Regions from separate parts of the Homo sapiens genome. Here all the other regions are linked to region 2. A link is a contact called in ENCODE POLR2A ChIA-PET data. All regions are on one chromosome and are shown on one strand. Each heading gives the region's core, a stretch centred on a gene start or an enhancer-like site at or near the end of the contact. The rest is flanking DNA. Distances are from core to core; before and after follow the strand shown. Region 1 holds the start of RPL36AL (ribosomal protein L36a like). Region 2 holds the start of PARP2 (poly(ADP-ribose) polymerase 2). Region 3 overlaps CRIP2 (cysteine rich protein 2).

Evidence for each region. ChIA-PET counts read pairs that join two places held with the same protein, here RNA polymerase II (POLR2A).
Region 1: POLR2A ChIA-PET joins it to region 2 with 13 read pairs in PC-3. The contact joins the promoter of RPL36AL here to the promoter of PARP2 in region 2. POLR2A ChIA-PET finds 5 or more read pairs at or near these places in 2 of 52 experiments (A549 and PC-3).
Region 3: POLR2A ChIA-PET joins it to region 2 with 22 read pairs in WTC11. The contact joins the enhancer-like site here to the promoter of PARP2 in region 2. POLR2A ChIA-PET finds 5 or more read pairs at or near these places in 2 of 52 experiments (A549 and WTC11).

The regions. Positions count from the first base shown.
Region 1 is chr14:49,618,984-49,623,190 of GRCh38, reverse strand. It overlaps RPL36AL (ribosomal protein L36a like), which reads left to right and starts at 2,565. Exons shown (of 2, transcript NM_001001.5): 1 at 2,565-2,629; 2 at 4,051-4,207. The coding sequence starts at 4,087. It overlaps MGAT2 (alpha-1,6-mannosyl-glycoprotein 2-beta-N-acetylglucosaminyltransferase), which reads right to left and starts at 2,392. Exons shown (of 1, transcript NM_002408.4): 1 at 1-2,392. The coding sequence starts at 1,922. The coding sequence ends at 579. RefSeq lists silencers at 1,901-2,010, 2,311-2,520 and enhancers at 1,742-2,292, 2,681-2,790.
Region 2 is chr14:20,341,403-20,346,109 of GRCh38, reverse strand. It overlaps PARP2 (poly(ADP-ribose) polymerase 2), which reads right to left and starts at 2,475. Exons shown (of 16, transcript NM_001042618.2): 1 at 2,423-2,475; 2 at 1,023-1,178; 3 at 646-716. The coding sequence starts at 2,468. It also overlaps RPPH1. RefSeq lists enhancers at 2,393-2,562, 3,493-3,592.
Region 3 is chr14:105,478,996-105,483,208 of GRCh38, reverse strand. It overlaps CRIP2 (cysteine rich protein 2), which reads right to left. Exons shown (of 8, transcript NM_001312.4): 5 at 4,162-4,213; 6 at 3,990-4,084; 7 at 3,716-3,773; 8 at 3,047-3,623. The coding sequence ends at 3,556. Among named protein-coding and RNA genes, the nearest start is that of CRIP1, 5.8 kb to the left of the region's middle. RefSeq lists enhancers at 793-1,112, 1,893-2,002, 1,671-2,392 and a silencer at 2,133-2,282. Within about 2 kb of position 2,213, at least 38 of the 41 ENCODE cell types and tissues checked have a DNase peak (open chromatin) inside an H3K27ac peak, as active enhancers do.

The DNA of each region.
Region 1 (4,207 bases), core at 1,316-3,815, about 29 Mb before region 2:
TGTTCTATGAAGGTTCCAAAACACACTCAAAACACAATAGTACAGGAATCTAATACTGAAAATGACTGTTCTGACAGGGTGTTTAACAAACATAACTTTTAAATTATTAAACCAGTGAAGCAATCCCTTCCTAATAAGTGTGTCAAGAGAGTGAAACTGGGTTTGTTCCATTAATACCCTAACAATTTCATCGTAATACTTTTTACTGCTATGACAGTTTTAAATAAATTTTGCTGTACTTAAAATAGGTTTTGAAAGTGGAAAAGTGTACAAAGTTTCAGATAAAAAGATTAATAAATGCAATTTAAATAAAATTTCCCCTCTTCTCTCATATCAACAATAATCAATTTTAGCAGATAACAGATTGAGCTTTAAAACCCTACTCCCAAAATGAAACCTTCAGTTTTAAATCTTAATCAGACATAACTGGAAAAGATTACTATGTATTTGGACACCTTTTACAAGATTTTGTTTTTGTATTAAAGCAGAAACCAGTTCCTAAACTCTTTTATTCAATTGTATGTCCTGTTTGGACAAATATCAAAAATAGAAGACTGTCGCTTTTGTAACTGTGATTTTCACTGCAGTCTTCTATAACTTTTACAGAGTTCATGGTCCCTAATATCTCCCCACCCTCCATTTTTTCTAGGTGGGGAAATGGCTACCACAGTAAACTTTTCACTGATAGTTAGAGTTTCTGGAAACATGTATTGTTTGTTATTATTTAAGAGTGACTCAATTTGGGCACTCTGAGTGGATGGTCTACAGGTTTTCTTGTGATGCATACCACAGTCTCCAGCATGAAAGATCCTAGGAATTTGAGGAACCAGCACTTTCCAGAATTTTGGAAGACAAGATACAGTCAAGTATTGAAGAGTCCAGTCCCAGTTATAATCATCATAAGTACAGAAAGTGTCTGTGCACTCGATCAGCTTCTGATAGGCATTCCGGGTCAAGGCTAGACCCATATTGTGCTCTGTGGATTTCCAAGTTTTCACATCTACCTTGTCAGCCATGCCATAGAAACTGCGACTGGCACTATAGGTCCCCAGGGAGAGAACATCACATTCAGGGCACTCTTGCTGCTTCAGTTTCCACATCTTTTTGAAGACATGGTAAAAGTCTGGGGCTAAGTAGTGATCCTCTTCTAGGAAAAGTATAAGGCCAGCATAATCTCGAAGAATTTTCACTCTTTCCCACACAAAATGCAGCTTCCACCACCAGTGATGTTTGGTCTGGGAGAATTTGGCCTCTCTATAATGGCCGAAGGAGTCGGGATACTCAGCATTGATGCACCCCAATTTCAAAGCGGCATTCTTCGGCAGGTCTCTGGGACAATCTCTAGGGTCACTACCTGGAAACTCGTTAGGGTACAACTGAATGCTGAAAGGAAAGAACACCTGCAGAACCGGACAGAAATTCACCCCGGCGATCAGCTGATTGATCTCGGTCGACCAGAAGTCATGGCTAAAGATGACGAGGACGTTGTCAATTCCCTGGGCTTTTCGAAGTGAGTCCAGCAGCAGTCTGAGGTATTCGGGCCGGTTATGCACCTGGACCACCAGCACCAGCTCCCGGGGGGCCCAGGTGCCAGCCTTATCTACATTCCTCAGGGTCTGATCAAAGTTCAGCTGGTACACCAGGGACCGGTACCGCAGCGTCAGGTTGTCCGCCTCGGGCTGGGGGACCGCCGGGACCAGGGAAGCCGCCGACACGTTGGAGACCCTGCGGATGCCCACAGCCACAGAGGGGTGGTCCCCACCGCGGCCGCCGGCACCCCGCGCGGGTTCGGCGTCCAGCAACGGTGGGGCGAGGGCCTCGTTCTTCCTTTGTCGCCCATTGCTGCTCCAGAGGACGAAGCCGCAGGCGGCCACCACGAGCGTCAGGATTAGCACCTTCCGTTTGTAGATGCGGAACCTCATGGTCTCCAGGGCCGGGAGCGCAGGCGGGCGGGCGCGGAAAGGAGCAGCTGCTTCTGCACGGAAGGGGCGGGCGGGCGGCGGCCGTCGCCTTGGCCTGTCACGGTCGGAACTGGCCCCCGCGGCTGCCCTCGCTAACTCATCCCGGGCCCCGGGGGTCCTGGGGCCCGAGACCTCTCATTTACCCCGCGCCGCCTGCGCTCCACACATCCTCGCCTGGCAGCTACAGCTCGAGCATCGGCGCCGCCGCTAGGAGCCGCGGCTCGGCTTCGTCTCCGTCCTCTCCATTCAGCACCACGGGTCCCGGAAAAAGCTCAGCCGCGGTCCCAACCGCACCCTAGCTTCGTTACCTGCGCCTCCAGCGGCCCTGCGTCCTCTGCGCTCTCATCCTTACAGGGGCCCTAGACGGCCAGAACTGAGCGACGCGGCCTCGCCTCACTCCGGCGGGGACCGTTATGACAACCCGCAACTGCCCCGCGGCACACCGCGGCCCTCCGGCCCACACCCCTCCGGCCCGCCCCTTAGACCGTTGGTTGGTGCTTTCCAGACGCGACCGAAGGCGCCTGACCGCCGTGGCCGGCTGCCTATTGGTTTGCAGTACTGTCGCTCAGGTGCAGTTCCCACTTCCGCCTGTTTCTTCCCTTTCCTGTTAGGCGAGAGCTGCGAAAGGCGAGAGCTGCGAAGGGCCAGGTGTCGGGCGCTGTTTCTCGGTAAGCTAAGAACGAGGCTGTAGCGGCTCCAATAGGAGCCTCCCTTGCTCAGAATCCTGGGTAGGACTAGGCCTTCTTAGGAAAGGGAAGGCGAGACCTATGGCCCTCGCCGGCCTTAGTTCGAGAGCAGGCTTCTCCCTTCAGGAAAAAGGTCTCAGGCATGGCGGCTATAGAATCGCGGGGCGCGCCGGCTTGATAAGGACACGTCAGCCCTCGAGGCTGCTGACGGGTGACTGTGCTTCGGAGGGGAAAAGTGATACTACGCTGATGTGGTTCTCGTAGAAGGAACGGGGCGGGTCGTAACCGTAGCTACAACGTCGCGCGCTGCCCCAGCCATTCTCTAGAGCTGGAAAATGGAGGAGGTGGGTGGGGGGAAGGGGGTCAAAGAAACTCTGGTCCTTAACTTCCTTTTCGGAAGAAAATTAGATGAACCGCACTTTTCTTTTGGAGCAGTCACAATAAATTAAACTCATTTCGTACGGAAAACGGACTGTATTGGGCCTCCTAAAGCTGCTGCTGTCGGTTTTCGTGAGTCTTGTTCTATATGAGAAAAGAAGAATGGCTCGGAGCATTGTTAATTATTTGAGATGTGCAAAATTTGCCGGGCCCAGAGAGACAGCAGTATGGGACTTCAGACACCTCCCCACTTAATGCCTGGCATTTTATTCCTGACTAGCTGCTTCACCCATTATGTCCGCGTTCCTGGAATTTGTCATGAAAAGAATGATGTATAGCCAATCAATCGCTTGTGTTATTTTAATGTAAATTCTTGGTAGACAATTTAGGAACTGCCATTTTTTCCTCTAAAAACCCACTTGCAACTGCTGCTACTCAGGGCATTTTGAATCTGTGCTCTGGGTTGCAATCCTCAAACTTGCCCCAAATAAACATTCTACTTATATGAATTGTGCCTCAGTTCTTTTTTTTTTTTGAGACGTAATTCCGCTGTTGTTGCCCAGGCTGGAGTGCAATGGTGCGATCTCGGCTCACGGCAACCTCCGCCCCTCCCCACCCCGCCCAAGCGATTCTCCTTACAGGTATGCACCACCACCACGCCAGGCTAATTTTGTATTTTTAGTAGAGACGGGGTTTCTCCATGTTGGTCAGGCTGGTCTCGAACTCCGGACCTCAGGTGATCCGCCCTTCTCGGCCTCCCAAAGTGCTGGGATTACAAGCATGAGCCACCGTGCTCGGCCTTGCCTCAGTTCTTTAGGTCGACAAATTAGTCCTCCAGTAATTTAAACGAAGTGTTTCAAAAAGGTATGTACTTGTATGTGCGTTTATTCATATGGAAAAAGAGTACGTGGTGGATTTATATATTACTCATTTATGTGTACGGTTTTCCTGTATATACTTGTATAGCACTTTCACTTTTCGGAATGTTTAACGTCTGCTATCTTATTTTAAATATTTTACTACAGTTTTCATCATATAGACAAAACAGCCCTGCTGCAAAGATGGTCAACGTACCTAAAACCCGAAGAACCTTCTGTAAGAAGTGTGGCAAGCATCAGCCTCACAAAGTGACACAGTATAAGAAGGGCAAGGATTCTTTGTATGCCCAGGGAAGGAGGCGCT
Region 2 (4,707 bases), core at 1,226-3,725:
ATTTGTCTCCTTCCAAATCTCATGCTGAATTGTAATCCTCAGTACTGGAGGTGGGGCCTGGTGGGAAGTGATTCAATCATGGAAGTGGATTTCTCATGAATGGTTTAGCACCACTGTCTTGCTGCTGTCCTCTTGATAGTGAGTGAATTCACACAAGATTTGGTAGTTTAAAAGCGTGTGACACCTCCCCATTCTCTCTTTCTCTCTCTGTGACACCTTCTCCAATCTCTCTCTCTCCCTTTCTCTCTGTCTCTCTCTCTCTCCCCTGCTTTTGCCATGTGACGTGCCTATTCCCGCTTCACCTTCTGCCATGAGTAAAAGTTTCCTAAGGTCTCCTGAGGAGCAGATACTGCTATGCTTCCTGTACAGCCTCTAGGAACCTCTTTTCTTATAAAATACCTAGTCTCAGGTATTTCTTTACAGCAATGCAAGAATGGTCTAACACACCATGTTAAAAAACACCCTGATTATTAACCCCAAGCCCTACCACTCCTATCTCTTGCCATTAGAGAAAACTACTCACTCATCATATTTTGGAGAGGATTCCTAAAATGAGTACTAACAGCATCCCAGACAGGAGTCCTTATAACAAAGGATGCTCTCTGAGATATCCATGGACTGAAGATCGGTTCCAGAGTCTCTTACCTTCCCCACCTTGGCTGTACACTCTGGGTCCACAGGAGCTTTGCCCTTTAACAGCAAGGCCTTCACAGATTCTGAGGAAAGACAGATAGGTACTACTTTATGGGAATCAAAAACAGCTGTTGTGGTAAAACAGAAACTTGTCAGGATTAACTTTGCCCGCCCAACCAATCCTGGTCTTTCCTTAGACCCCAATCCATCTCAAATACATGAAAATGAAGATTCAAGGCAGTAGATTAGTGCTGTGGTATGCCCAAAGGATAGAGAAATTAATTATTCCCTGAAAGAAGGACGAAATAGGAGTTGAAATAACAAGATATCATCCCCAGATCCACTCCTACCAGAGACCCTTTTGCTGGCCCATGACCTTCCTGGCATACCATCTTGCTTGTCTTCTGTCCTGTCCTTATTAGCTTTTCCTCCAGCCACAGGCATCTTTTTCGACTCCTGTCTCTGGCATCTACGAGTTTTCTTGGCAGGGGAAGAGTCTTCTGGAGCCGTGTTGCCATTATTAACTCTTTTGCTTTCATTTAATGCTACAGAATTTGGAAATTAGCAAAGAATGAGTACACACCCGAATACGTGTAGATTTTAAAGATTGAAAAAAATCTTTTAAAGAAATGGTTTAAGATAATTTTCTCTCTTTTTTTGTTTTGAGGTGGAGTCTCACTCTCTCGCCCAGGCTGGACTGCAGTGGTGCGATCTTGGCTCACTGCAACCTCCGCCTCCTGGGTTCAAGTGATTCTCGTGCCTCAGCCTCCTGAGTAGCTGGGATTACAGGCGTGCACCACCATGCCCAGTTAATTTTTGTATTTTTAGTAGAGACAGGGTTTCACCATGTTGGCCAGGCTGGTCTCGAACTCGTGACCTCAAGTGATCTGCCCTCCTCGGCCTCCCAAGGGATTACAGGCGTGAGCCACCTCACCCCGCCGGTTTAAGATAATTTTCTAAGTTTACAGAGGCAATAACAACTGTCCCACACTACTTTTGTGTAACAGTCTGTGTAATTCTTCCTAAATTGCTATTCTAGCCAAATGAAATAAAACAAAATAAAAGGGAGTCCCAGGAGTCTTGTAAGCTCATAGATTGAGGCCTGCTTATCTGTTTTACTTGTGTCCCAATGTCCCCCAAATACCCACCTCATACATGAGGCCGTATGGGATAAAGGTTAGTTAAGTGCTCAAGGGTCTGTGCCTAATTTAGAGCCTAGCTCTGCTGCTTTTCTCTGTGGAAACTTGGAGAAGTATTTGATCTCTTCCTACTTCACTTACTCCAATATTAGAATATTGTACAATACTGTACTTCTAGAGAAGTACAATAGAACCTAATTTATAGGGTGCACCTATGCATTTAAGAACATTATACACATAATACCGTATCTCAATAGGTCTAAGACTCGCATTTTACTCTCTGGAACTGGGATGCATCTTACAATGGATGACATAAGCAGTGAATCACAGTTCACCATTTTCAGTGCTTATCCTTTGTTGTGTATAAAATAATGGTGTGCCTTACAATTACTTTTTGTAAATTGGATGACATTAGGTATTAACAACAGTACTGGCACATTAGTTGTTACAGCTCCGCAAGGCTTTATGCACAATTATGTAATCCCCAAAGCTCTGAAAACCGAAATTTACAAAATTTAGCACCCCAACTGGTTTGGTAGCCAAGTGCAGGTTATAGGGAGCTGGAAGGGGAAGGGGGTCACAGTAGGTGGCATCGTTCCTTTCTGACTGCCCGCCCCCCGCATGCCGTCCCGCGATATTGAGCTCCGAACCTCTCGCCCTGCCGCCGCCGGTGCTCCGTCGCCGCCGCGCCGCCATGGAATTCGAACGCTGACGTCATCAACCCGCTCCAAGGAATCGCGGGCCCAGTGTCACTAGGCGGGAACACCCAGCGCGCGTGCGCCCTGGCAGGAAGATGGCTGTGAGGGACAGGGGAGTGGCGCCCTGCAATATTTGCATGTCGCTATGTGTTCTGGGAAATCACCATAAACGTGAAATGTCTTTGGATTTGGGAATCTTATAAGTTCTGTATGAGACCACTTTTTCCCATAGGGCGGAGGGAAGCTCATCAGTGGGGCCACGAGCTGAGTGCGTCCTGTCACTCCACTCCCATGTCCCTTGGGAAGGTCTGAGACTAGGGCCAGAGGCGGCCCTAACAGGGCTCTCCCTGAGCTTCGGGGAGGTGAGTTCCCAGAGAACGGGGCTCCGCGCGAGGTCAGACTGGGCAGGAGATGCCGTGGACCCCGCCCTTCGGGGAGGGGCCCGGCGGATGCCTCCTTTGCCGGAGCTTGGAACAGACTCACGGCCAGCGAAGTGAGTTCAATGGCTGAGGTGAGGTACCCCGCAGGGGACCTCATAACCCAATTCAGACTACTCTCCTCCGCCCATTTTTGGAAAAAAAAAAAAAAAAAAAAAACAAAACGAAACCGGGCCGGGCGCGGTGGTTCACGCCTATAATCCCAGCACTTTGGGAGGCCGAGGCGGGCGGATCACAAGGTCAGGAGGTCGAGACCATCCAGGCTAACACGGTGAAACCCCCCCCCATCTCTACTAAAAAAAAAAAATACAAAAAATTAGCCATTAGCCGGGCGTGGTGGCGGGCGCCTATAATCCCAGCTACTTGGGAGGCTGAAGCAGAATGGCGTGAACCCGGGAGGCGGAGCTTGCAGTGAGCCGAGATCGCGCCACTGCATTCCAGCCTGGGCGACAGAGCGAGTCTCAAAAAAAAAAAAACCGAGTGGAATGTGAAAAGCTCCGTGAAACTGCAGAAACCCTTTGGGAACAGAGGGAACCATGGGGCAGGAAGCCCACGAAAATTCTAATTGGTCTTCTGGTTCTTGGTGACATCAGGTGAGGGGCGCCCAAATGTTTGGCTTCATGAGAATCACCGAGTATGGGGACTGCATACTTAAGCAAATTCCCCACCCCAGACCCTCCGATTCAATAAGCCTGTATTAACAAAATCACTGGGTAATCCTGGTTTTGGCACTAATATCATTTAGAAACATATTGTTAGGATAGCATAGTATCTGTTATAGAGCAACCTGAGCAAAATAGCGAAACCTCGTCTCTATTACAAAAAAAAAAAAAAAAAAAGTGAAAAATTAGCCAGGCGTGGTCGCGGGCGCCTGTAATCCCAGCTACTTGGGAGGCTGAGGCACGAGAGTCGCTTGAACCCGGGAGGCGGAGGTTGCAGTGAGCCGAGATCCCGCCACTGAACTCCAGCCTGGGTGACAGAGTGAGACTCCGTCTGAAAAAAACAAAGAAAAAAAAATTGATACATTTTAATTTTTGTTCATCAAAAGATGTAAAGTTTAGAAAGAAAAAACCCAAAATCTCATTATTTGCATGTAATTTGATTATGAATATTTTAAAAGCTAGAAGAAACTACAGGATAAAAATTTTACCTTAATACAAAGCCTAGCAAGACTGATAGAAAATAGCGTGTGAAAATAAATTCCATGCTTATAAAAGAGCTTCAAACAACTATAAATAAAATTTTTGGATAAGGTAGCATTTACAATAACACCAAAGCATATCAAGTAGTTGGAAATAAATCTAACAAAATGTAAGTGCTCAATAAATGTTGTTGGATAGGATTGCTTAACCTGTTTCAGCGGTACAAAGCCTGTTACATCTGACTTAATTATGACACAAATAAATTAGACTAGGTCTAAAAGGAAATACTTTGGAGATAGGAAAAATATAAGCCTTTATGAAATGAAAATTTATTAAAAATAGCTAATACTTAGTAGAACTTTCTTGTGTACTAGAGGCTGAGCTAATGCTTTACATGCATAACCTCATTTAATCTTCATAAGAATAATAGCCAGAATTTATTTAGTTCTTACTATGCTATGAGCTTTACATACATTATTTAATTCTCACAACAACCTCATGAGGCATATGTTATTATCTCCATTTATAGTTGAGGAAACTGAGCTTTAGAAAAATTTAATTTATTCAAGATCACACAGTGTATTGCTAGGGCTGCTATAACTACATACATTGTCGTAATTCTGGCGGCTAGAGGCCCAAGGTAAAGGTCTTGACATGG
Region 3 (4,213 bases), core at 964-3,463, about 85 Mb before region 2:
ACCCCTGCCTGGCTTCCACAGACTGGCCAGATGGGGTGCCCCTGACCTCCCTCCCCTCTCTTGAGGCTGGGCCTAGTACCCAGCATCCTACAGCCATAGCCCAGGAATTCCAGAGGCTGGAATTCCAGCCTCCCCGCCTGGCAGCTGGACCCCACATCCCCACCGGAAGCCCATCAGGCGCTGGGAAAAGTGCTGCCCATACCTGGCCGTCCTGGTCCTCCAGCCTGCCCTTGCCTGTGCCCAGCCCTCCACGGTCCAGAGCTAGGGGCCCACGGCACTGGGTGATTTCCTCACATCCACCTCTCAGGCTACCGCCGGCCCCCAATAAGCTGGACCCAGGGCCGGGAGGGAGGTGTGCCCCACCAAGTCCTGTGGAGGGTCAGGGTCAGGGGCGCTAGTCCCAGCTGTGTGGAGTCCGAAGGGGTCCAGGAATTAGGGAAGACCCTGGGAGCAGGGGTACCCAGGGCCGATGCTGCGGTCACTGGCTGGGCAGGGCCTGGAGGAAGGGTGCTGGGGGTCCCGGGCAGGGGCCAGAAGAAGTGGAGACAGGGGTAGCTGCAGGCTGAGCTGGCCCCACAAAGATGCCTGGCTGGGGGCACCAGTGAGGGCCCCACCAGCCCAGGTTGGAGTGGGGGATACCTTGGAGGGACCTGGCCAGGAGACACGGGAAGACTGGACAGTGGGGGTACAGACGGGGAGCGGCACAGCTCGGTTCAACAGAGCGCCGGGGTGTGAGCTTAGCCCCATGGGGCACCAGGGCCTTGTGGATCCCTGGACTTGGTTCCCAGGGGTTCTGAAGGGGAGGGATGGAGCAGATAGCATTTCAGAGCCGCCTCACTGGCCAGGCATAGGTCCAAGTAGAAGAGAGTGAAGGTTGAGGGCAGAGCAGCCCCCAAGGCAGGGACAGAGAAGCAGGCACGCCCAAAGGCAGAAGAGCCCATTCCAGATTCCCCTCCCTTTTAGGGGATATCTGGGTCTGTGGGCACCCAAGGGAGCACCTGGCTGGCAGGCGGCTGGGAGGGCATAGCTTCCTGGAGCTGGAGACACCAAGCGAGCCCTGTTAGTGCCGTGGGCACCCAGCCAACCCCAGCAACACCGCCTAGCGACGCAGTCCAGACAAACAGTAGCAACAACCGCCCCGGTTTCCATGACAATGACTTGGAAACAAACACGGCAGGCAGGCGTCATCCTCAAACCGGCCCCGCAGGAAATGGTCCTGCCCCAGCCAGACCTGGGGTCGGGGGTGCTGCTGTCCCTGGCGGGGTCAGGGGCTGATCTCTGGAGGAGACCCCTTACCCACATCATCCCCGCAACCGACCCTGGAAGGTCTTCTGGCACACAAATCCCCCACCGCCGCCCAGGTTTTAGAGAAGGGCACACCACCCACCACTCTCCTCACGACATAGTTTCCACTGGAGGCTCCCAAGGGAGGGGGGTCCAGCTGAGCCCTCCAGTCCCCCCCCCGCCCCCCGCCCCGCCAAGCTGAAAGCAGGAATTTCCCATGCAACCCTGGGAGCCCGCAGCAAGGGCGGAGACGGGCACTCCGGAAATTCTCAGTTCTCCCGAAACAACCCCCCAACACACACAAGGAAGCCTGGGCCTGGCAGGAGGGGATGAGAAGGGGAACCATCCCAGCCTCTCCTGTGAGCAGGGGTCTGGAACCTGCCTGATCCTCCCCTCTGCCTGGGGTTGGGGACTGGCCGTCCCTTCCGCAACGTCAGGCCCCGGGGGTTTTGGCTGAATTCCAGGTGGGAGGAGACCGCACTGGGTGCCTGGCTGGAGGGCAGCTGTGGTACGGCTGGACCCCGGAGCCAGCCCAGGCCCCGCCAGGACATGGATGGCTGCTCTCGGGACAATGGGCTCAGCATCCAGGCTCAGCTCCGTCTGAGCCCATGGGCTGGAGGGTGGCCAGGCAGGGAGCTGTGCCAACGGCTGGGAGCAGGGAAGAGGCGTAAAGCCCCGGCCACCCTGTAGCACTGGGGACAGGGGCCTGGAGGTGGCCAGGTCTGAGTGCCCCTCACTGAAGGAAGGGCCAAGGCAACTTCGGTGTGGTGCCAGGAGCAGAGGAGCATAAACCAAGGTGGGAAGTCCAGATGGCGCCAGGACAGGGCTCAGCCACTGGGGAAGGTCTCCACGTTTCTGCTCTGTGCTGCCAGAATGGGACAGTGCGCCCTCTAGTGGGCACCCGAGGAGTGGCGCACAGCAAAGGCGGGGCGCGGGGGAGGGGAGAGCTCCTTGGAGCCGCCAGCGCCCCTGGCTGAAAGGGCAGAGCCTGGACCATGAAGACGCCAGGGGCGAGTCGGTCATCACTAAAACCTTCACCAGAACACTTGGGCAGGGATTCTGTCCCTGGGCCACACCCAAGGCAGGCCTGTCCACAAAAGCCTGTCCATCACCCTATGGACAAAAGCTGGAAACAGCCACGCTGAGCCTCTCCAGTCCTTGCTCTGACCAGAGCCCCCAAACCCTCCTGCGCATCCCAGTCCAGTCTGGGGCTGCCAGAGACCTCTGTCCCACCCGACCTTCGCCGGCTTCCCCATTCTCTGCCCAGGACCCCTCCTCTGGTCCCCGGCCCCCTTCCCTCCTCAGCCACACTCTGCTCTCAGGGCGGACCCCTCCTGCGCTTGCCAGGGTCCACACACCCAGGCAGCTCCGGGTTCTCAGGCCTGCTGTTGGTATTTTCAGGGTTCTAGGTTCAACTTTTCTCCAAGGCTCTGTCCTCCATGGACCCCACCCTCACCTGACCCTGGCCAGGACCCTGGCCCCGGAATGCCTCCCACCTTCCTTACCTCCCCACAGCCTGGCGTTCTTACTGCCTCCCCATCTGGGTGGGCACCACCACCCAAACCGGAGACCACGCTCCCCGCCCCCATCCCTCCCTCCTGCTCAGAAACATCCCAGGGCCCCACCTCCCACTATGACCCCCAGGAGAAGAGCCCACCCCCACTAGCAGCCAGGCCCAGGGGTGTTGGCTGGGAGCACGCATGGACCGGAGAAAGGGACCCTGGTCTGGGATTTGCATCCATCCCACAAGCAGAGACAATCCTGCAATCCTCAAACCGTTTATTGACAGCACAAGGCTCAACAGCAGGTGAGCCACGTGAGGGTGGCGAGCGCTTGCGAGGCAGTGTGGGCACCAGGCAGGGGATCCCGGAGGGAAGCCCTCTGCCAGGGACATGGTGAGGGCGTGGCCATCACCCACGAAGGGAGCATAAATAACACTGGCAGGTGGGTGGGCAGCAGGAGAGGGAGAGCGGACAGCGCCACGGGGACACGCAGGGTCGGCGGGAAAATGCTGGGACAGGGTCACACGGGGATTCGGACACGCAGACACAGAAGGGATCATGGGACGCCCAGAGGATGCCAGAGGGGGCAGACACACCAGAGACTCGGGGATGGGCATGGTGCTCTGCCCGTGGCTGCCCCTCCTCCAATACTCGCCCTGGGCTTGCAGGCAGGACTGGGCGGCTGAGCACTCTCCCAGCAGAGCCAAGCAGGGGGGCCCCTGCAGGGTCTGGGGCGCAGGTGAGCCCACATCATGAGAGCCGCTGTAGCCTAGGGCTGGACCTTGCCTTCGGGGTCCCGGTCATAGATGTAGCTGCCCACCGCACCGGTGTTCACTCCTGTGGAGGGAGGCCGCTGGGGTGGGTCGGGGGAACAGTGGAGGGAAGGGGAGGGCAGGGAAGACATCGTGGACCACCCTGGCTACACTCACCCTTGGGTCCGAAGAGGATTCCATAGCAGGGCTTGTGGCAGTAGGGCTGGCCGTCGTGCTGGGGCAGAAGGTGGGTGCTGAGGGAGGAGTCCACAGACTCCCCCGACCCATCACCTGGAGGCTTCCAGAACGTGCAGGCCGGCTCGCCGTGGGGGAGAGGGCAGCGCAGCTCCCAGAAGCACCACCCCCCATCCCCTCTAGGCGCGCCTCTCACCCTCATCCCCCCGACCCCGCGCCCCTGCCCGGCCCCCAAGCCCCGTTGCACTCCCCTCACCTCCGCGTGCCCGCCGGGGGTCAGTGTCTTCCCGCAGCGCTCGCAGCGCAGGCAGGGCCGGTGCCAATCCTTGCCCAGAGACGTCACCTTCTCAGCTGGAAAGGGGGAGGAGTGAGGCCGAGCCCCGGGGCGGGGGCGGGGGCGGGGGTCCGGGGCCCGGGCGCGCACTCACCGAAGTACACCTTCTTGCTGCAGCGCGGGCACGTGTTGGGCTCCCCGGTGAA